2 separate regions of the Homo sapiens genome follow, and region 1 is linked to region 2. A link is a loop called in an ENCODE intact Hi-C map of the cell type or tissue named here. Cell type or tissue: gastrocnemius medialis. All regions are shown on one strand. Links, peaks and the distances in the headings refer to the core of each region. The heading gives the core; the rest is flanking DNA.

Region 1 (10,373 bases), core at 1,253-9,252, 150 kb before region 2:
GACAGGGACCTTGGGGTGGGGAGAGCTTGCCTGTGCTGAGAGCTAGGAGTGTCTTGTCCCCAGGCTGGCAGTGTGGGGCTTTGCAGCCTATCTTGGCAGGCACCAGAGCACTCCTGGAAGAGGAAGGGGTGGCAGGGACAAAAGCTACAGGGCTGGGATGAAGGTATCCCTGCCTGATCACCTGCCCCAGATCCTACCCAGGGACCCCCTATTACGTACGAGGCATGGGAGGTAAATGGCTCCCCCAGCTCTGCCCCAGACCAGCTCACAGCTGCTGTCTGGGCTGGATGAGCTTGGCAGCCAGTTCCTAGAGGGGTCTCTTGCCAGCAGCACCTATATCATCTAGTGAACCTAAAGGCACATTCCTGTAGAGTGCAGACTGAAGACGGACATCTGAGCTGCTGCCTTGACTTTCCTGTTCTGTGTCTCTTTTCTCATTTTGTTGGGGGGAGGGGTGTGGCCAGAAGAAAGGGGTAGGAGAGGTATAGACAGGATGAAGGGGTACTGTTATGCTTCTCTCTGCTGTTGCGGCCCTGCATTTGGAATATTCCCAGTGATACAGGACGGGGCCAGGGAAATGCTGGGAAGGGAAGGACATGGTCCCTGGCAAGGGCTCCACCCCCAGGCCTGTGCCAACGGACCTAGGTGAGGACAGGCATTTCTGTTTTCATGCCCAAATGTTGTATTTCCCAAGACCACCCTGGCCCGCCATGCCCCCATCCTGTGCCTATAAAACCCAGAGACCTGGCTGGGTGCGGTGGCTCACACCTGTAATCCTAGCACTTTGGGAGGCCGAGGCAGGTGGATCACGAGGTCAGGAGATCGAGACCATCCTGTAACATAGTGAAACCCTGTCTCTACTAAATATACAAAAAAAATTAGCCAGGCGTGGTGGCGGGCGCCTGTAGTCTCAGCTATTTTGGGAGGCTGAGGCAGGAGAATGGCGTGAACCTGGGAGGCGGAGCTTGCAGTGAGCCAAGATCGCGCCACTGCACTCCAGCCTGGGCAACAGAGCGAGACTCCGTCTCAAAAAAAAAAAAAAAAAAAAAAATCCCAGAGACCCTAGCCGGTAGAGACACAAGCAGCTGGACTTCGAGAGGAGTGGAAGAACACACTGACAAGCACCAGCAGACACCAGCAGGCCAACGACCAGCGGAACAAGGCACAGTTAGCCCAAGGGTAGTTGGAAGAGAGCCTGGCCGCCAAGCGGCCTGACTCCAGGGGAAAACCACCTGCCCACCCCATCTCCCTTCTGGCTCCCCCATCTGCTGAGAGCTACTGCCACTCAATAAAACCTTGCACTCATTCTCCAAGCCCACATGTGATCTGATTCTTCCGATACACCAAGGCAAGAAGCCCCAGGATGCAGAAAGTCCTCTGTCCTTGAGATAAGGCAGGGGGTCTAATTGAGCGGATTAACACAAGCTGCCTACAGATGGCTAAACTGAAAGAGCACCCTGTAACACATGCCCACTGGGCTTCAGCAGCAAACATTTACTCCTAGATGCTGCCATGAGGTTGGAGCCCCACAGCCTTCCTGTCTGCATGCTACCCCTAGAGGTGTGAGCAGTGGGGCACTGAAGAAGCGAGCCACACCTCCATCGCACTCCCTGAGAGGGGAACAAGGGAACTTTTCCTGTTTCACCAGTTCAAACTACCTATGGATCAGAAGCTCCAGGAGAAATGAAATTTTACAACTCTGGGAACCCACTGCCCACCAAGATAGATGAGCCTTGTGGGGCCTCCACACAGCCCAGCCCATGCTCTGAATTAGGCGCCTCCTTTCCTGAAGACCCTGCCTCCTTCCCAGATGCCACTCTACCCATCCATCCTCACATGAGTCATGTGTCAGCCATGAGGGGCTGTGCTGGAATCCTCCCAGCTCTGCTGCATGGAGGTGACTCTCACTATACATCTTGGGTGTGACAGGCCTTCAGAATGAACTTGACAGGGCTTGGTGGCTGTCTGAGACTTAGAATCCTTTCACTTATGCAGAATCTTAGGCTGCAGAATCTAGCTGAGCAGATGCGGCCATTTTTGCTTAGGGCCCCTTCTGCATACATTTCCTCTACACTTAGGGTCTTGGATGTCCCAGTCTTGCGGGCTACGGAATACTAACTAGTGGATGTGAGGTATTCATTTCTATCCAACATATATTTATGAGGAGTCTGCCACTGTACTGGGATCTGAGGATGCAAAGGTGGTCCCTGCATAGGTATATGGCTGGGGCAGACCCAGAAGCCAGGCGGCAAGCATACCCTCTCTGTTATGCCCCTGGGTGGCCTTTCCTGTAATTAACAATGAGAGGATTAACCATGAGAACTCCACCAGGGTGCTAGAGCACAGTAAAGGGCTAGTGGGATGTTAATCAGTCACTCCTTCTGAGACTTTCTGAATTGGTTCAATTTTGAGAACCCAACTCAAATACCATCTTTGCTGTGACACCTTCCTCCCATTCATTCCTTTAGCCAGCAAGTAGTTAGAGAATGCTAAAACTGATAGGTATTGGTAAAAGGACAAAGGAGTGTGGAACACGGCTGTGTACATCTAGGATATTGCATTCTAGTAGGGGAGACTCCTTTATTCTCCACAGATTGATTGAGGGCCCACCGTGGTCTAGGCATTGTGCTAGACACAGGGCATATGGCAACGACCCAGACCAACAGGGGTCCTCCCCTCCCGGTGCGTTAGACCTGGTGAGGGACACAAACATGTTGCAGCTAGCCCCACTGGTTGTGACCATCGTGGCATCATGGAGGGATGGAGTGCAGGGGGTGATAGAGCACACAGAAAAGCTTCCACACCCTGGCCAGAGCAGGTGTCCCCGAGGGAGTGATTCCATCTGTGCCCAAATATACACTCAAAGGTGGCCACAGCTCAGTACCACCCAGGGGTGCGATTAGTGCAATAGGAACTGCGAAGGGGAGATCCTCTCCAGCTGCGCAGAAGGCTTCCTGGAAGAAGTAGGCACTGAGTTGAGCATTCAAGCTTCCTGAATGACTGTAATCTACCCATGTCTGGAACTGAAAAGGCACTCCCAGCAGTCTCATCAAGTTAACTCAGTTGTTCATGCTGCGACTACATCATTGTGCTCCATTCTGCTCTGTTGCCTGTGTCCCCTGTGCCCCTCAGCATCATAACCCTCTTGAAGCCTCTGGGGACTGAGGCTTCCTGTATCCCCTTGGATCAGCTTGGTGGTGGGGAGTGGACAAAGTGCACAGCCTGGGAGGTTGGGTCCACGAGCAGATGTTCCTCAACACCCTTTTATGTCCCTCTCCAGGACACACTGTACCCAAGGAAAATCAGTGCAGTTTCTTGGGGGGAGGGATTTTTAAGTGGGTTTGGTAAAAGCAGAGTCCAGGCTCTGCCCCAGAAGGATCTTTAAATAGAGCAGAGGAACACTGTCAGGAGAGAATTCGCTTACGCTTTCTATTATTCATTTATATTGGGAACATTAACGGAATTAAGCTTTGAATAAAAAGGACTCTATTTTCAGAATAGTCCTGAGGACAATTAAAGGGCGGCATTTCCCTCCAGAGAGCTGCCATCAAACCATATGGCTTCATTTTGGAAGCCACCAAGTGTTCAAGTAATGTGGTGTAGAAATAAAAAGTGAAAAGAGGTGCTCCTGCCTGCAGCGGGAGAGAACTCAGGCTGGCCACCCAGCCTGTTGTGACTTCATCCTGCCTGGGGCCAATTCCCAGGTGCCTGGAGGTAGAAAGGTGGGCAGTGGTGGTGTAGGGAGCCTGGAGTGCTGTCTCCCTTACTGGAGGTCTTTTAGATGGTGCCTCCAGTTTTTAGGTTAAGAGACGTCTTTCCTGGATGTTCCTTGCCAAAGCTATTTCCTCTGTTAGGCAAGCCAGCATCCTTCACAGATCCACACTGATTTTGAGCACCTATTTCATGACCAACAGAGTTCTAGGAGCTGGAGACACAGCAGGGAGCAAAACAAAACACCTGTTCACACCGCACGTCGGGGAGGCAGACAGTTAGCCAAGTCAAATCTGCACGTACGGGTTAGTGATGGCAAGGCCACTGAGAAACATAAAGCAGACCAGGGGATAGAGAGCGATGGGGCAGTGTTCTGTCACCTGCGGGGAAGTCAGGGAAGGCCCCTCTCATTATGAGACCCTTGGGCAGAAGCCTGAAGGAGGCAAGGCTGACCAGGCAGCTCTGAGGGAAGTGCTCCCGGCCAAGGGAACAGCAAAGGCAAAGGCCCTATATTAGTCCGTTCTCACACTGCTGTAAAGAACCACCTGAGACTAGGTAGTTTAGGAAAAGGTTTAATTGACACATAGTTCTACAGGCTGTACAGGAAGCATGACTGGGAGGCCTCAGGAAACTTACAGTCATGGTGGAAGGAGGAGGGGAAGCAAGTATGTCTTACGATGGCAAAGCAGGAGAGAGAGCGAAGAGGGAAGTGCCACACTTTCAAACAACCACTTCTTCTGAGAACTCCCTCACTATCACCAGATTGGCAAGGGGGAAGTCGGCCTCTATAATCCAATCACCTCTCACCAGGCCCCTCCCCTGACATGTGGGGATTACAGTTCGAGGTGAGGTTTGGATGGGGACACAGAGCCAAACCATATCAGGCCCCAAGGCAAGAGAGGGCTGGCATCCTGGAAGAGGGAGCTGGGAGCAGCCACAGAGGTGTGTGTGTGGGGGTGGGTGGTGTGGCGTGGGGGGTGGGAGTGGTGGGAGCTGAGGTCAGGCTGTAGGACCTGGCAACCTGTGCAGAACACCTTGGATTTTACTCTCAGTGGCATGGGAAGCCATTGGAAGGCTCTGAGCAGAGGAGAGACATGATCTGATGGGTGCTTTACAATATCACTCATCAGCCATCATCACCTTGGGTGCTGCATGAAATGAGACTTGAGAGAAGGGCAGGGGCTGGAGCATGAAGAGTGTTAGAGGCCAGATGAGGGAGCTGGGCCTTCATCATGAGGTCAATGGAGAGCCATGGAGGAGTTTAGAGGAAGGAGTTAGTCCTCATCCTTATCTTGGAATAGAAGGCTCTAAGCACAGAGAAGTGAGGTCACCCTTCCCGGAACACACATAACTGGATAAGGTGGCTCTGGGATGGAAACTGAGGTCTTCAGATTCCTATCCTCGTTACTATGAGCTTTCTCCTGAATAACAACAGGAGACATTTACTGGGCATTTTCTCAGATACCAACCCACTTATCTTTCAAAACAACCCTGGAGGTAGGCAATATTATGACTCTCATTTTACAGACAAGGACCCCAAGGCACAAAGGGGTTAAGGAACTTGTCTGAGGTTACATGGCTAGAAAGTGGTAGAGCCGGGATTGGAACCCAGGCAGCCTGGATCAGGAGTCCGTGGAGTCAACCAGTGTGCTCCAGGGCCTTGCTAAGTCCTCCAGCCATGTGAATAGATGGGTGGGAGAACCGGGACTAGTTTCTACGGTGTTTGCGGAGCCGAGTCAGCTCTGTACCTGCCTGTACTCAGACCCCCATACTTTTCCTGCATCCTTAGTCCATTCCCACTGAGACCCCCACTGCAGTAGACATCGAAGGAACAAGAAGCGCAGCGGAAAATTAGACGCAAGAATTGCCTCCCCAGGAAGATATTCAAAGCTGCTTCTTAACTTGTTGCGCCCCCAGATCCCTCAGATCTTGAGTGCCCTGGGGAGCCGCCGTGCCCTCTCGGCCATAAGCAGAACACAGAGCGGCGGCCTCTTGTGCGGTTTGATCATGTGAACCATCCCGGTTGAAAAAATGAAGGGTATCGAATTAGGAATGAAAATGATTCTTTCCCCAAGCTCTGAATGCACTCCAAAATCCCTAGGGGGAGGCTTGGGTTTGTGTTGGCAAAGGAGGAGCTGGTGGAAATGTCTGCAACTCAGTCTCACGCTTCCTCCTTCTCCCTGACTGATTGCCTTAACAGGCGCCGAGGCTCTCCAGCCGACAGGCCACCAGAGGGCACCCACAGACAGGGCTGGCAGTCTCGGGCGGGCAGGCGGGTTAGCGTCCTCTGAGAAGGCCGGGGTCGGATGTCGTGGCACTGCAGAGAGAAAAGCATACACAGGAGCCGAAACACACTGAGCAGGCCCAGGACGCGAGAACGTGGATCTGGAGCCACACCCAGCCCGTGGCCTTCCCATGCAATGGCTGTGACAACTCTCCGGTTCTGTGGCCTATGCACCAAAACAATACCTGTGGGCTCTGTCTCAGTGTCAAACTGGGATTATGTTTTTGTTTCCAAGATTAATTTGAAAAAGGTGACTGGGCATGGTGGCTCACGCCTGTAATGCTAGCACTTTGGGAGGCTGAGGCAGGAGGATCCCTTGAGCCCAGGAGTTCAAGACCAGCCTGGGCAACATAGGGAGATCCTGTCTCTATTTAAAGTTTTTTTTTTTTTTTAATTTTGAAAAAATAATTTAAAAAGAAAAAAGAAAAAGGCAAGTCCTCTGTAGATGTGTAAAGACCACAGCTAGAAGTGACTACAGATACTACTTTATTAACCACCATGAGGGTCAACTGACCCAGGCCCCCAAAGTTAATTATCCAAACCCTGGCGACATTGGCTAGTGGTGGTTTTAGCCCAAACATACACATATGTACCCACATCTCCCATGTGTTTATCACACTGAATGAGAATTACCTCCTTATTTACATGGGGACCTGAAGAGCAGGAACCATATCCTGTGAATCTCTGTTCCCAGTTGAACTTTAATGTATGTCAAACATATATAGAACATTTGGTTCCATTTCTCCAGCAAAGCCTGGAAGACAAGAAACATGATGCTTTTGTGGATTCCAAGTAGAGAAAACCTTCCTGTTCTGTGGCCTGGGATTATTTCCAACTAGGCAGGTCCATGATTTTAGGACGGCGGTCAGCAAACTATATACCTAAGCCAAATCTGGTCCGTTGCCTGTTTTTGTAAGTAAAGTTTTATTGGAACACAGCTATGCACATTCATTTACTTACTATCTATGTCTGCTTTTGTGCTACAGCAGCAGGGTTAAGCAGTTGCAACAGAGACCATATTGCCCCACCTACACTGAATGTTTGCTCTCTGGCCCTTTACAGAAACAGTCTGCTGACCCCTGCTGGAGGAGGACACAATAGCAGCCTTGGGATGTGGCTGGCAGGAGAGCTCCTCCTTGCTTCACTGTGGTGATGGTGGGGCCAGCAGAGCCCCCAAGGGATGCTAGCCATGCCTTGGGTGTGCTATGGGTATGTGAAATCTGCTTCGTGGGGACAGCCTTGCTGAGAAGCCAAGGGTCCTGCACAAGTCCTTCCAGTTCTTGATACCCAGCTGCAGTGCTAGAGTACCTGTACCCTAGCACAGCCTGGGAGGGTCTGGACATCTTAGATCAGCTTCATTCTCTCTCTCTCTCTCTTTAAACATTAAAAAAAGAACATTTTATTGAGATATAATCCACACATTTAAAGCATAAACTTCAGTCCCTTATCTCTTAACCTACTTGTCTTGTGACTCTTTTCCCTTTCGTTTCCTTAAGCTACACCTGTATAAACTTGTTCCCTGCAAAGATTTCAGTGAATTTATTCACAATCAGGTGTAAGTGACGAATAATAGTAGGATCCCTAGAATCTCAGGATGACCCATCCCATGTTGTATGCTTTTGTCTCAGGTAGAGTTTTTCCCAAGTACACACTGGGATGGAGTTTGGGGTACAGAAGAAGACATCAAACAGGGAGGCAGACCAAACAAAGCCTTAGCCAGCCTAGCTCTTGCCTAGATGTCCAGGCTTCTGTGCTTGTCCAGACCTCTCTCAGTCACCAGATGCAAGTGCCCCAGGAGAGGAGGCTCCCTGCAGGGGAGGCCAACCCTGAAGAGCTGACCCTGGAGGCTTTCTGCGGACCACACTCCCCACAGCTGGATAGCGAGCCCTTCCCTGAAGGGGATCTAGAAGCTGTGTTTCCATGTGCACCTCACCCTTTTAAAGGATCCCATAACCCAGTGACCCTCCAGCACCCCACTGATAGGAGGACTCTCCCAGGACCAGGGCACCCTCTTTCTACAGAGGCAGCCCATCCCCATTTCACAAGGTGCTGGGCTTCCCTCTGCTGAGCTAAAATCTGCACTCCTAAAATGCAGGAGTGCTAGTCTAGGTTCTGCCCTTTGGAGCTACACAAATCAAAAACCCATTCCCATGATGACTATTGGGAGCATCTCCCAGCCCACTCCCATCCTGATCTCTCCATTCATTCCCCATGTGACATACGTCCGTGATCTCTGTCCAGATCATTGCTGTTTAGTCCAAATCCCTCTGACATATGGTTCCAGCTCTGAATGCAGTTCTCCAGGAGGCCTGCTTAGTGCTGAGACTAAGTCCTTCTTGCTCTGAAGGACACAGTCAAATCACAGTGTTGACTCAACTGAAGTTTACCAAAATCCTCAGCCACCAGCCACTGCTGATCCAAAGAGCCACGGACTGTCCTGCTGTAATTGACTCTCAGACACAAGTAAAGAATTTTGTATTTGTCTCAGTTTTTTTCTAACTTTTAGCCCCTTCCCAAGGGAATTTGCATTTTAACAGAAAAGGATGAATATCTGAGAAGGGATTCCTGGATGGATCAAAAGATGAATTTTCAGCCCTGGGTGTTCCTGCAAACACCCACAGATTAGTGCTTATTAGTGCTTCTTTTTTGTTTTTTTGTTTTTGTTTTTGTTTTTGTTTTTGTTTTGAGACGGAGTCTTGCTCTGTCACCCAGGCTGGAGTGCAGTGGCGTGACCTTGGCTCACTGCAACCTCCACCTCCTGGGTTCATGCCATTCTCCTGCCTCAGCATCCCAAGTAGCTGGGACTACAGGTGCCCACCACCACGCCTGGCTAATTTTTTTGTGTTTTTAGTAGAGATAGGGTTTCATCATGTTAGCCAGGATGGTCTCAATCTCCTGACTTCATGATCTGCCTGCCTCGGCCTCCCGAAGTGCTGGGATTACAGGCATGAGCCACCATGCCTGGCCAGATTAGTGCTTCTTAAACCCGTTTCAGGAGTATGTAGCAGTTCATTACAGGAAGCTCAAACAAGCTTCTTTTAGCAAGAAGCATCCTCCTGGAGGGTCACTTTATCCTAAGATTTGGGGACAAAAATTCCTATATTAAGCAACTCAGTAATAATATAGAAAAGAATGCAAAATATACATGAATTTCTAAGGGAAATTATTGACTTCAAAGACATTTCACACATCTTTTGGGATGCCTTAGGCCCACCCCTGGCCTCCCTGGAGGGGAGCAACATAGTCACTCTCTAGTTACAGAGTACTTGGTGTAGATAATGATGCTCTCCACCCTGGGCCAAAGTGGCCATGCATGGGCCAAGACATACACAAGATAACCAACCAAATAAGAACCAAACCCACACACTCCCTGCCAGTCTAGACAATGCAGTTTTGGAGGTAGAGGGTCCCTCACAGATCAGCTAGTCTGATTTTTTTGTTTTACAAAGATACTAACACCAAGAGCCAGAGAATGGAAATCATTTGCTCAAGATGGGGCAGATTTGTGGTCCCCTGAGTCTGAGTCTCCTTCATGGCATTTACTATGGGTAGTGCCAGGGAGGTGAAATTGGCTGGCTGTGAGGCTGAAACATGGTAGGTAGGCCCCTCGGGTTGCTGTTCCAGGAGATCATGGGGCCATGGGCATAATAGGCACAGGTAGAAGTTTCTGGCAGGAGTAGCTGCTGGAGAATCCACATACTTGATGTGCTGGGCAGCTCCCTGTGGGTTGAGTCAGCCTCAGCCAGCTACTAGGGATTCACCCTGGATCCATTCTCTTACGTGTGAGGCTGACATCAGAACCACTTTCTATGACTCCAAGAGAAAGCCACACTTCTTTCTCAACAGTTATTTCAGACATTGATTTTTTTCTCCCCCTGGTTGTTTCTCATGGAAAACAAGACTGCTTTCCCCCAAGTCCCAAGTGACTGCCTTCTTTGATCCTGCCCCTGGGGCTGTGTGTGTGACACCATCATTTGGCAAACAGTGAGAAAACAAAGAGAAAACCCAGAAGGGTTGGGGTTTCTAAAATCTAGGGCACAGTCCATCCCTTGAGAAGCAGCAAGTAATCTAGCTGAGTGAGAGAAGACCAACATGAATTTGAAAACAGTAAAAAACCATAAAGAAGGAAGGGTGGTTCAGGCTGTGATTGAGAGAATAGCTTAGAGGGGAGGGCTGGATGGGGACAGGAGTGATCAGGGAAACCTCGCTGGAGCTGCCATCTCCTGTCCTAGGTTTTGGGGCACCAGCACAAGAGTACCAGACTTGGAGGTGGGGGTGCACGTTTAAATTTGAGTTCACCCAAACGAATTTTGTAAGGGGGCCCATCTCCAGTTCTTCCTAAGTCCCCTCCCATGTTGTCCTCTATGCCCAGTGATTG
Region 2 (10,373 bases), core at 944-8,943:
CTGGGGGAGATGATTGATATACCCTGGAACTCATGAAAAACCTAGCCAAGTGTTCCTACCTCTGGCTTCACCTTCAGATCACTTAAGGAGCTTTTAAAATATACTGATGCTTGCACCCCACCCCGAGGGAGTCTGATTCAGTTGGACCTGGGTGGGGCTCAGGCATCTTCATGACACTGATACAGAATGAAGTTAGAACCTCCGCTCCTGGGCCCTGCCACAAGCTTTGCTACTTGAAGTGTGGTTCTCAATGCAGTAACAGCAGAAATGCAGAATCTTAGGCTTCACCCCAGACCTCCCAACTAAAGTGTGCATACTAACAAGGCCCCAGGGGATTCCTATGCCATTTGTCATTTGGGGAGCTCTGCTTTTGCCCTGTAAGTGGTCTTTGAGGATTCCCTTAGCTTATACTATCTGTTTTTCATAAGCAACCACAAATCCATTTTGGGGATAAATGTGGCATAAAAAATTGTATCCAATGTCAGATGATATTAACTTGCAGGAAAATAGATGTCACATCTACTCATGAGCCATTTTCACTTCACTTCCGTGAACTCTCTCTCCCCACAGGGCCTTTGCACATGCTGCGCTCTGCCTGGCATATTCCCATCCTCCTTCAGCCTCTTCATCCTCCCTTTCCCCTGGCTGTTTCCTACTCACCCACAGCTGGACTGGCCTCTGGGAACTGGTTTTTGTCCAGTCTGCATCCTTTGCCACTCTCATCTCCCATCCACGACTCCCTGTGTCTCCCATGCCTTGGCCCAGGTGAGGTGGGGGCAAGAACCAGGTTGAGTTATGAGAAGATCCAACTGCAAAGTTCAGTTTCTCTCTTCACTTCCTTTGTTACTTCCCCTCATTTTCCTCATGTTTATGCAAGAAGAGGCTAAGAATATACCTTTTCTGTTCTCCCTTCGGTGGATGTTGTGATCAAATGGAGAAACAGATGCCTTCTAAAGTATGAAGAATCCACAGAATGTCATGATGGTTCTGGAGGCAGGAGAGGGAGCTGCAAGGATGTCATGGGTGTGAGGACAGCATGGCCCTCTTGCCCAGTAATTATGGGGATAAGTTTTTTTCCCTGCATGAGTGTTGAGCATTAAATGTGTGGAAAGAGTCATAGCTCCCAGACCCAAGAGTACCTTTCCCTCTCCTCCAGGCCTCTCCCTCTGATTCCTGTTACCAAGTGATGCCCTCCCATTTCACTATTTTCTGCTCCTGATGCTGCCCTGGGCCCCTAGCTTCCACCCCATCAGGGTTGGGACCTCTGTGGGTGCCTCTTTGAGGTAGGACAGGACTGGGCGCTTGTGTCTGTGCCTTAGAGGAGAATATGGTGAGGCTACGTAGGAGGGCCTGGAAGGCTTCTGTGCAGCTGACCACTGCCTAATTCTGAACTCCCTGGACAGGTGACAAAGAAAGATGTGATGCACACATGCCCTGGATCACTGCTGTGCTCTGCTGTTCTTCATTCCATAGATAGCTTCTGATGAGAACCCAAGTGCTCCAGGATGGATCTGCAGAGCCCAGAGGAGACTGCGAACTAGGTTACAAGCAGAGAAAGGGGCCAGAGCAGGGCCAGACACTGGCCTACCCTGCTGAGGGAGACTATACCCCAGAGGGCTCCGGTGGGTCAGCCTGCTGGGCACCCTGAGCCACTGGCCCCTGGGCTCCTGTCTCAGTTGCCTTGGTTGGAAATGTTGAATGTGGGGCTGGGACTATCACCAAAGTGCATGAGTGGTAAGGATGTGGCATTGGTCTGGGCCATCAACAGGGAGGGGAAACTGTGGGGACAGAGCAGCTGGGTAGAGTGCCAAGAAGCATGGCTGGATGTGTCCCTATGTGGAGGTGGGCGTCAAGATGGGGCAGCCTTAAACAGCCAGGTATAGCACTAGATGGCCTCCAGAGCCCAGCCCACTCCATGAGTGCCCACTGTCATCTTCCCTGATCAGAAAAGGCCTGTGCCCTCAAAGGGAAGGACAGGGGGCAGGTCTGTCCCCAGGAGGACAAGTAAGGCAGCCATCAACTCACACTTTTTTTTTTTTTTTTTTGAGACAGAGTCTCGCTCCATTGCCCAGGCTAGAGTGCAGTGGCTCGATCTTGGCTCACTGCAACCTCCACTTGCAGGGTTCAAGTAATTCTCCTGCCGCAGCCTTCCGAGTAGCTGGGACTACAAGCATGTGTCACCATGTCTGGCTAATTTTTTGTATTTTTAGTAGCGATGGGGTTTCACCATGCTGGCCAGGCTGGTCTCAAACTCCTGACCTTGTGATCCACCTGCCTCAGCCTCCCAAAATGCTGGGATTACAGGCGTGAGCCACTGCGCCCGGCCTCAACTCACAGTTTTACTTTGATATTAGGACACTCAGTGACTGCACAGACAAGAGGTGGAGTTTGCATTTCATAACTACCATAGGCATATAATGTGTGACACAGGCCATACCCAAATGAAGGCACACATTTTCATACAGGACCACCTCAGAGGCAGCAAAAAGCCTGACCCAACCCAAGTAACATTTTATCCTCTTAATGAGCGTGTAAACAGAAGGAGACTTCATGAAGTTCATGTTTCTGCCTTCCTGCAGGGACATTAGCAGGCATTGATTTTTAACCGTGATGTATGGCACTTCTGACTGAAGGGGACAATGCCATTTGGGAGTCTGTGAGGTTTAAGACGTTCTGCAGTTGCCCGGCACTGCAGCGCTGCCAAGCCCTGCTCTAATAGCACCTAATTTGTTAGGGTAACAGGGAAATGGCTGTGATTGCTGCCATGTTCCAGACGAACATGGCAGCACATCCCACCCAGCACTGCTTCCCTTTGGGTGGAAGTAGAATGGGGGAGAGAGAGGGACAAGTAGAAAAGTCAGAGGCAATGAACAGCCGATGCATGACAGAGCCTCTCTCCAGGGAAGGGCAGTGGGGAGTGGGACCAGAAACGGGCCCTCAGGGACTTCTACCGTGTCTATAAGAGTCTATACAAACAAAATCCAAAGGCAAACACAGCATACTACTAAGATATGACGATGCTGGGTGGGGTTAAAGGATGTTTGTTATGTAAGTCACCATATGTCAATACTTTTGAAATATTTTGTAATTAAACAACAATGTAAAATAAAAAATAAATCCAAGGTCCAGGGCATCTTGGGTAGTAAGCCACTCTTTGTGTAGGAGAGAGAGCACTCTAGAACATGCGGGCATATGTGCTGCGTGTCTCTAGACCAGCAGCCCCTAACCTTTTTGGCACCAGGGACTGGTTTCGTGGAAGACAAATTTTCCACAGACGGGGTGGGGTGGGGGAAACTGTTCCACCTCAGATCAACAGGCATTAGTTAGATTCTCAGCTGGGACTACAGGTGTGTGTCACCATACCCGGCTAATTTTTGTGCTTTTAGTAGAGACGGGGTTTGGCCATGTTGCCCACGCTGGTCTTGAACTCCTGGACTCAAGCCATCTGCTCACATGCATGGTTCACAATAGAGTTCGCGCTCCTGTGAGACTCTCATGGCTCTGCTGATCTGAAAGGAGGTGGAACTCAGGCAGTAATGCTGGCTCCACCCGCCGCTCACCTCCTGCTGTGTGGCCTGGTACCTAACAGGCCACCCGCCACTACCAGACTGTGGCCCCGGGGACTGGGGACCCCTGCTCTAGACAGACTCATAGGACATGTGTGTCATAGGACACGGCATTGGGAGAGCACCCGAGACTCGGGAACGTGCTGTGGGAGAGGAGCTTCTTTTCACTATGTGGCCTTGAAGGTTTTTGGGATGCTCCATCGTGTGCCTGTATTACCTAATTTTTAAAAATAATGTAATTAGTTTCCAAGACTTCAGAAAAGACAAATAGAGATGGGAGAGGAAAACAAAAGGAGACATCTTAAAGGAAAATAAAAAAGGAGATGAGGAGAGAAGAGCCTCTTGAAATGCTAGGACTCAGCCTTAGGCTTGGTGGTGAGGGTTAGCGGGGACCACTAGAGGCTCCCGAGTGAGGAGCCCTTTCTGAGAGCAGATTTCTGAGGGCACAGAAAGGGAGCCTAGAGGAGGAGGCTGCCACCCTGCCTGGCACAGGGTTCCATGGGATGCCCCCTCCCCATCCTGCATGGGGAGCAGCCCAGGCCTGCCTGGCAGCCATCCAGGGGGCCTGAGCAGGTGGTGGGGGGTGGTGAGAGGTTGGGCAGGTGCTGAGACCAAGGCGCATGGGCATGGCAGGTGGTTGGTGAGGCCCAGGCCACGGGCCATCTTCAGGGGGAGGTGCAGCCCCAGGAGGGAACTCTCTGGCTTGGAGGTAGCTCCCCTGTTGGACACTGACTGTGAGGTACCAGTGGAAGGGAGGGATTTATGCTATGGAGATGACCGAGCCCGGGATCCTAGCCAGTCTCTAATTGGGCCAATGCAAAACTCCGTCCTAGGATTGTTCAGATACTTGGAAGATATGTCTTTGTGTCTTTGGGATGGGTCCCCCACCTGACCCCTATCTCTTCCCCACTCGCCTGCGACTGCCCCCCTCCTGCTGCTGCTGGGCTGAGGGAGGAGGAGAAGCCAATGCGGACAGTGAGGGGCTCTTTCAGCTGCGTTGGCTCAGGCCTGCCACCTAGAGTTTCAGCTCCTTGTGAATTCCAGGCTGCTCTAGGCCTCTGAAACCATTTCAGCCCCAAAGTGAGCCAGGCCAGTAAAATGAGCTTTGTAAAGTTTTGTTGAATTGAATTTGACCACCAAGAGTTGCTTGTGTGTGGCAGCGGGTGGGTCAATTGTGCCTGACTTCCTCAGCTAAAAACAATCTTAGCCTGAGTCCTCTTGGGCTTGGGTCCTAGAAGGCCAGGCGTTCTGGGTCTGCCGGGGAAGGGAGAGGCTTCTAGCGCCCAACGCCACTGGATCCCGCCTTCCTCACATGACGCAGAGGAAACATTCTGGAAGGAGCACCCCACGAAGAGGCCACCAGGGACTGCTACCTCCACCTCCACAAAATCATGCTGAGTAAGCTAGAAACATCATCTGTGCAAGCCCCACGGAATGGTGTTAGAGATATCTGGAGCCTCAGTTCTGAAATGTGGCCCCTGGGCCACAGCAGCTTTACCTGGGGACTCATCAGAATGCATATTCCCAGGCCCACCCTGGACCTACCGAAGACTCCGGGGCATGGCTGGGTGCTCTGTGTTTAACAAGACGTTACTTGCAGGCAATGCTGATGTGTACAGAAATTGAGGCCTGGGCTTCTCCCCTGTGGAGGGGAAAGAGACAGGCAAGTGCAGTCAGAAAGCTTCCTGAGTGGCACTGACTTTCATGCCCAGGCCTGGTGTGTGCCCTCTCACCTCCTATTTTTCAAGCAGAAGCAGGATGCCCCAAGCAGGGAAATATTCTCTCCAGTGTACTGCAGCCAGCTTGCAGTAGGCAGAAATCAGAGCTCACGGTTCCTAATTCCTATTCAGTTGCTGAAGTTGTATAAATGAAAAAGAGGAGGCCAAGTGGCAGGGCAGCAGATTCAGGGAAGGTACAGATTAAAATTTTGGGAACTAATAACTCACTTAGCTGACTCATGGAGCCAAGATAGCCTTCCCTGCCACAGCCCTGGGGCTGCATGAGATCAGCTGGAATAACTGTCCTGCTGGTGTTGGGGGAGGGGTGAAGCCCTCTGTGTGGGGACAAGCAGTGACCAGGAAGGGAGGGGTGGGGGGCAGGTCAACAGCAGGCATGCCCTGATGTGGGGACCTTACCGTGTGGGTGGAGGGCAGCTGAGCGCCAGGTCCATCTCAGCTGCTAGAGAGCCTGGCAAATCCTCACAAATGGCCTCGCTCTGGGCTGCACCCAGCATTGTAGGAGCGGCAGGGACAGCTGGGAATTGCACTTCCTTCCCAGCACTGGCACCAGAGGAGCTGGCCTGGGGCACCTGTCAAGGGGATCAACATTTGGAGGCTTGTGTTATAATGGGAGCCAAGCTAGAAACAGAAAAAAACTCACCTAGGAACGGGGCCTGGGAGTGGGGGTGGGGGTGTGCAGGATTAATTTAATTAAGCCCTGCTTTGGGGACCAGGCTAAATTTAGTAGCTGCTTCGGCTGCTGGTTCAACGCCTTTCCCACAACTCCCTCCCATCTGCCCATTGTGCCTTCCGCAGGTGATTAATTTCAAATTCCAGGCTGGCATGTGCACACGCACCTGCTGATTGCCTAGTCCCCTCTCCAAGCCTCTGCTAATGTGCTCTCCGGGCTCCCAGGGGAAGGTGCATGCTGAACCACGCCAGCAGCTTGCTTGCCCTTCCCCAGGGAGGTAAACACCGCATTCGTGCTAATGACTCCCACGGTGGCCATAGCAGGCCCAGGCCCAAGCTCCAGCACCTCACCCAAGAAACACGGCCACAGCGGGCCTGATCTCCAGCTTGTTCATTTCATTGTTCTAGGTGAAGTTTAAACAAAAGGTTGAAAGGCTGGGCATCGTGGCTCATGCTGGTAATACCAGCACTTTGAGAGGCTTAGGCTGGAGGATTGCTTGAGGCCAGGAATTTGAGACCAGCCTGGCCAATATAGCAAGACCCTGTCTTTATTTATATTTTTTTTTCTTAAAGGTTGAAAAGTGTGCTAATGTTCTGGACCGAAGTGACTGAGACTACTAGAGTTTAAGCCTGTGCCTCATAGGGATGAGGGGAGAGGATTCTCTTACCCCCATTTTTGGTCCAGTTCTACACTCTTCTTCTTTGATGATTTATACTTGGTCTGTTCAGTCTTTGGACTGCTTTTATTCTAATTACCATCGCGCCTATTTGGGGAGCCATTTTGAAGTTTATTAGTATCTCCCCCAGATTTAAATTGTGTCAAAAAGAGAAGGGAATTGGGTGGGAGATGCTGCAAACAATACTAAGTGCCAGACGATGATTTATGGGTGCCGTGGCCTGAATGTTTAAACGTTTATGTCCCCTCAAAATTCCTATGTTGAAACCCTAATTCCTAATGTGATGATATTTGGGGATGGAGCATTTGAGAGGTGAATAGAGTCAGATGAGGTCATTAGGGTAGGGTGCTCATGAATGTTCTTGTAAAAAGAGGAACAGACTGGAGACATCTCTTTGTGTGCATGCAGTGAGGAAGGCCAAGTGAGGACATGAGCAGTAACGGAAATCAGCCAGCAGCTTGATCCTGGGCTTCCCAGCCTTCAGAACTGGGAGCAATACATTTCTAGTTTTGAAGCCACCCAGTCTATGGTATTTTTGTTATGGCAGCCCACACGGACTAAGACAGTGGTTTAGAGCACTTGTTTATCAAATGTTTGTTGAGTATTTCTGGTGGGCCGGACATTGTGCCAATGCAGAAGCTGTAATGCTGAGTGAGACACAGTTCCTGTCTCAAGGAGCTGATATTCTAAGGGAGTGAGAGATAAGCAAAGCTGACCATGGCAGGGGTGGGGGTGTCACCACAGTGCTTGCCACCGAGTGAGGGCTCAATGAATAGCAGCAGCAGTAATAGTAGTAGATTTCAATGCTTTATGCTGGGAGCTGGGCTCAATGGGTGAGAGCATGAAGGAGCTTTCTTTTTCTCACCTTGCTGTTTTCCATACCACTCCATGGACTCCTTTCCAGCTCCTGAATCAAATCTAGCTTTTCTTGTCATACCCAGGTATTGAGGAATGGCTTTGTTTTTAGGTATTGAAAGTCTAGCCCAGTTTAAAGCTTGATCCTCAGTCTTTCATCCAGTTTTCAGTTTCTGCCTCCTTCTCCACCCCAGGTCCCTGCCCAGGTTGGCTACCTGCAGCAGACGAGCATGAGGCATAGACAGCATCTCTTCTCTCTGCTTGCCCCTGTCCTTCTCTCTTGCCAGCTGCTGCTTCTGGCCTCTCCAGGGACAGGCGCAGGAGGAGGGAGTTAGTGGTCCAGTGCTTTAGTGGGTCTGGACACCTTGGAGGTCAGAGAGGCCATGAGTCATAGTGAAAAGCTCTGGAGTCACACAGGCCTAAGCTCGAACCTCACTCTATCCTTAGTAGTGGTAGGACTTTGGGGAAGTGGCTTAACTTCTTGGTTCCTCAGTTGTGCCCACTGTAGAATGGAATGGAATGATAGCACTTGCTTTAACGAGGAATTATGGACATTCTTGATAATGTATGTACAGTGCCAAGATGTAAGTACTTAACAGATCGTAGCAATTTTTTTTTTTTGAGATGGAGTCTCCCTCTGTCACCCAGGCTGGAGTGCAGTGGCGCCATCTCAGCTCACTGCAACCTCCGCCTCCCAGGTTCAAGTGATTCTCCTGCCTCAGCCTCCCAAGTAGCAGGAATTACAGGCACCCACCACCACGCCCAGCTAATATTTGTATTTATAGTAAAGACGGGGTTTCACCATGTTGGCCAGGCTGGCCTCAAACTCCTGACCTCAGGTGATCTGCCTGCCTCAGCCTCCCAAAGTGCTGAGATTACAGGTGTGAGCCACCACGCCCGGCTAATGGTAGCAATTTTTAAGAGGCTGAGTCCCCTATTGGAGTCTCTCCTAGCAGAGATCTGGTGTTCTACATGTTATGAGTTAGCCCTGCCTCCAAACTCCAGAAAGCTTGGCCAATCCCCCTAACTGCTGTGTTCACTTCCCACCCAACCCCTGCCACCATCACCATGGTGACAGCACTCTTTGGTCAAGAGCACTGGAAAATGACTGCAGTGACCATAATGGCTGTGGCTATAGATTGGTGCAATCTTTTGATTAATTACAGGTCTAGGAATATGAATGATTTTAAAGCACTTTCCAAATTCGCAGTGCCACATCAACACTAAGATGGTTTTCATAACAACCGAGTCCTGGGCTGCCTGTCCCGGTGGATACGCAGGCCTGGGCTCCCTGTGGGTTTCAAGAGCGTGGCTCTCAGGTAGGTTTCTCCTTTGCTGCTTTGCTCCTTTGCTGTTGCCACCTTACCACCTTGGAGTTTCCCTTGGATTTTAATCCCCCAAGGGAGGAAACACCTTTATGGAATAGTTTTTGTTGCTGCTTTGTTGAATCCAGGCCAGCTAGGTAGAGGAAGATTCGGCTGTCATTCCTTTTATATCCCCAGAGGTAGTTCTCAAACATCCCCCCTCACCACCACCCTCCCTGAGTTTGTGGAACCACAAACTCAAGATGAGAGGCCTGGGATGGGAAGCCCATTGCCATAAATGTTTGGCTGCTTCATGGCTAAAGGCTGCTGAGAAGCTGCTCACAAGTGAGATGCTCTTCAGCCAGCCCTCTACTTATAGTGGTGGTGCATTCTTACCAAGATGCCAGTGCATTTGAAGGATGATGTCCCCAAAGCAGAAGGTTCTGTGGTACCTAAGATGGAGTTGGGGCTAGGGTGATGATACCAGGCACCCAACTCTTTTCACTTTCCAAACTTTTAAATATGACTTGAGGAGCCTCTCATTTTATAGAGCCTAGAGAATGTTCTTTCCACAAATCCTAGCAAGAGATTACTACTTCATATATTGGCTTGGGGCCAGGAATTTTGACTTTCGTTCACTGTCTCCGCAGCACATAACACCTATGTGGAAGAGGAGGAGGGCACTCTTGGACTAGGGAGGTGGCAGGAGGGGTGGCTTTCCGCGGGCTGTCCTGGCTACAGCCACCTAAGCATAGTGGGAGGGTGTCTGGGCAGCCAAATCTTCCCAAAGTGAGATGGCGAGGCCTTGCCAGGAAGAGGATGCAGGCCCAGGGGACGGGCGCCTGCGGCACAGAGCTGACTAATGGTCCAACTCCAACAATAGATCCTGTTGTCTGCCCAGGGAAGGAAGCACAGTCTGTCCCCAACCCCCACACTCTTAATGACCCTCAAAAACACCACAGGGGAGCAGTTCTGCTTAGCTCCCCAGGATAATTAGGGTCTACCCTGCAGCAAGCGAATCAAAGAGCAGGGCACGCCTGCCCCTGGCACTGCAGCTACCTGACTGGAAGGCTGCAAACCTCTTCACCTTACAGAAGCCATTGCCCACCCTCTCCCCGCACAGAGTCCTGCTACCCCTCAGTAGCTTTGGCGGCCCTGAAAGGGAGCCCTTCTAGTACGGCTGGGACTGGGACTGAGAAGGAGGTGGGACTGAGGCTGGGGCACTTTGGCTTTTGGACCTTGGAGTCCTGGCTGGACCTAACAGCCCCAGCCAGAAGCTACAGGCATGGCCTGGAGTAACAGGAGCCATCCATGGTCCTGTGGGTGCTTTAAGTCTCCTTCCTTCCCTTTGTAAAAAATATCAGTAGCTATCATTTATTGAGCGTGTACGAGGTGCTAAATGCTCTGAATTAATTATCTCTTTGAAAGTACACAAGAACCCTATAAAGAAGGTGCTAGCATAACTACTGTAATCTCCATTTTAACAAGTGTGGAAACTGAGCCTTAGCAAGACTGGGGACCAAAGCACTTAAAGCACCTATCCATATTGCTACATAGATATCA

Evidence for each region. Hi-C counts contacts between places; a loop is a spot of excess contacts. Peaks named below come from ENCODE experiments on the same cell type or tissue, not always from the same donor. Only the 100,000 strongest peaks of a DNase experiment are listed, where the experiment ranks them.
Region 1: a loop joins it to region 2, with 4 times the contacts of the local background. A loop is called at or near these places in 4 of 110 quality-filtered maps.

What each region holds. Positions count from the first base shown.
Region 1 is chr18:48,442,360-48,452,732 of GRCh38, reverse strand. No RefSeq gene overlaps it. Among named protein-coding and RNA genes, the nearest start is that of ZBTB7C, 38 kb to the right of the region's middle. RefSeq lists an enhancer at 6,901-7,195. In gastrocnemius medialis, for the core only: CTCF peaks have their summits at 5,937 (motif pointing right) and 7,081 (motif pointing left); DNase peaks (open chromatin) are centred at 5,942 and 7,062; H3K27ac peaks cover 306 bases.
Region 2 is chr18:48,289,952-48,300,324 of GRCh38, reverse strand. The region is part of intron 2 of ZBTB7C (zinc finger and BTB domain containing 7C); the gene reads left to right. Among named protein-coding and RNA genes, the nearest start is that of ZBTB7C-AS2, 43 kb to the right of the region's middle. RefSeq lists enhancers at 3,652-4,433, 5,453-5,747, 6,000-6,783. In gastrocnemius medialis, for the core only: a CTCF peak has its summit at 4,584; DNase peaks (open chromatin) are centred at 5,754 and 6,124; H3K27ac peaks cover 2,030 bases.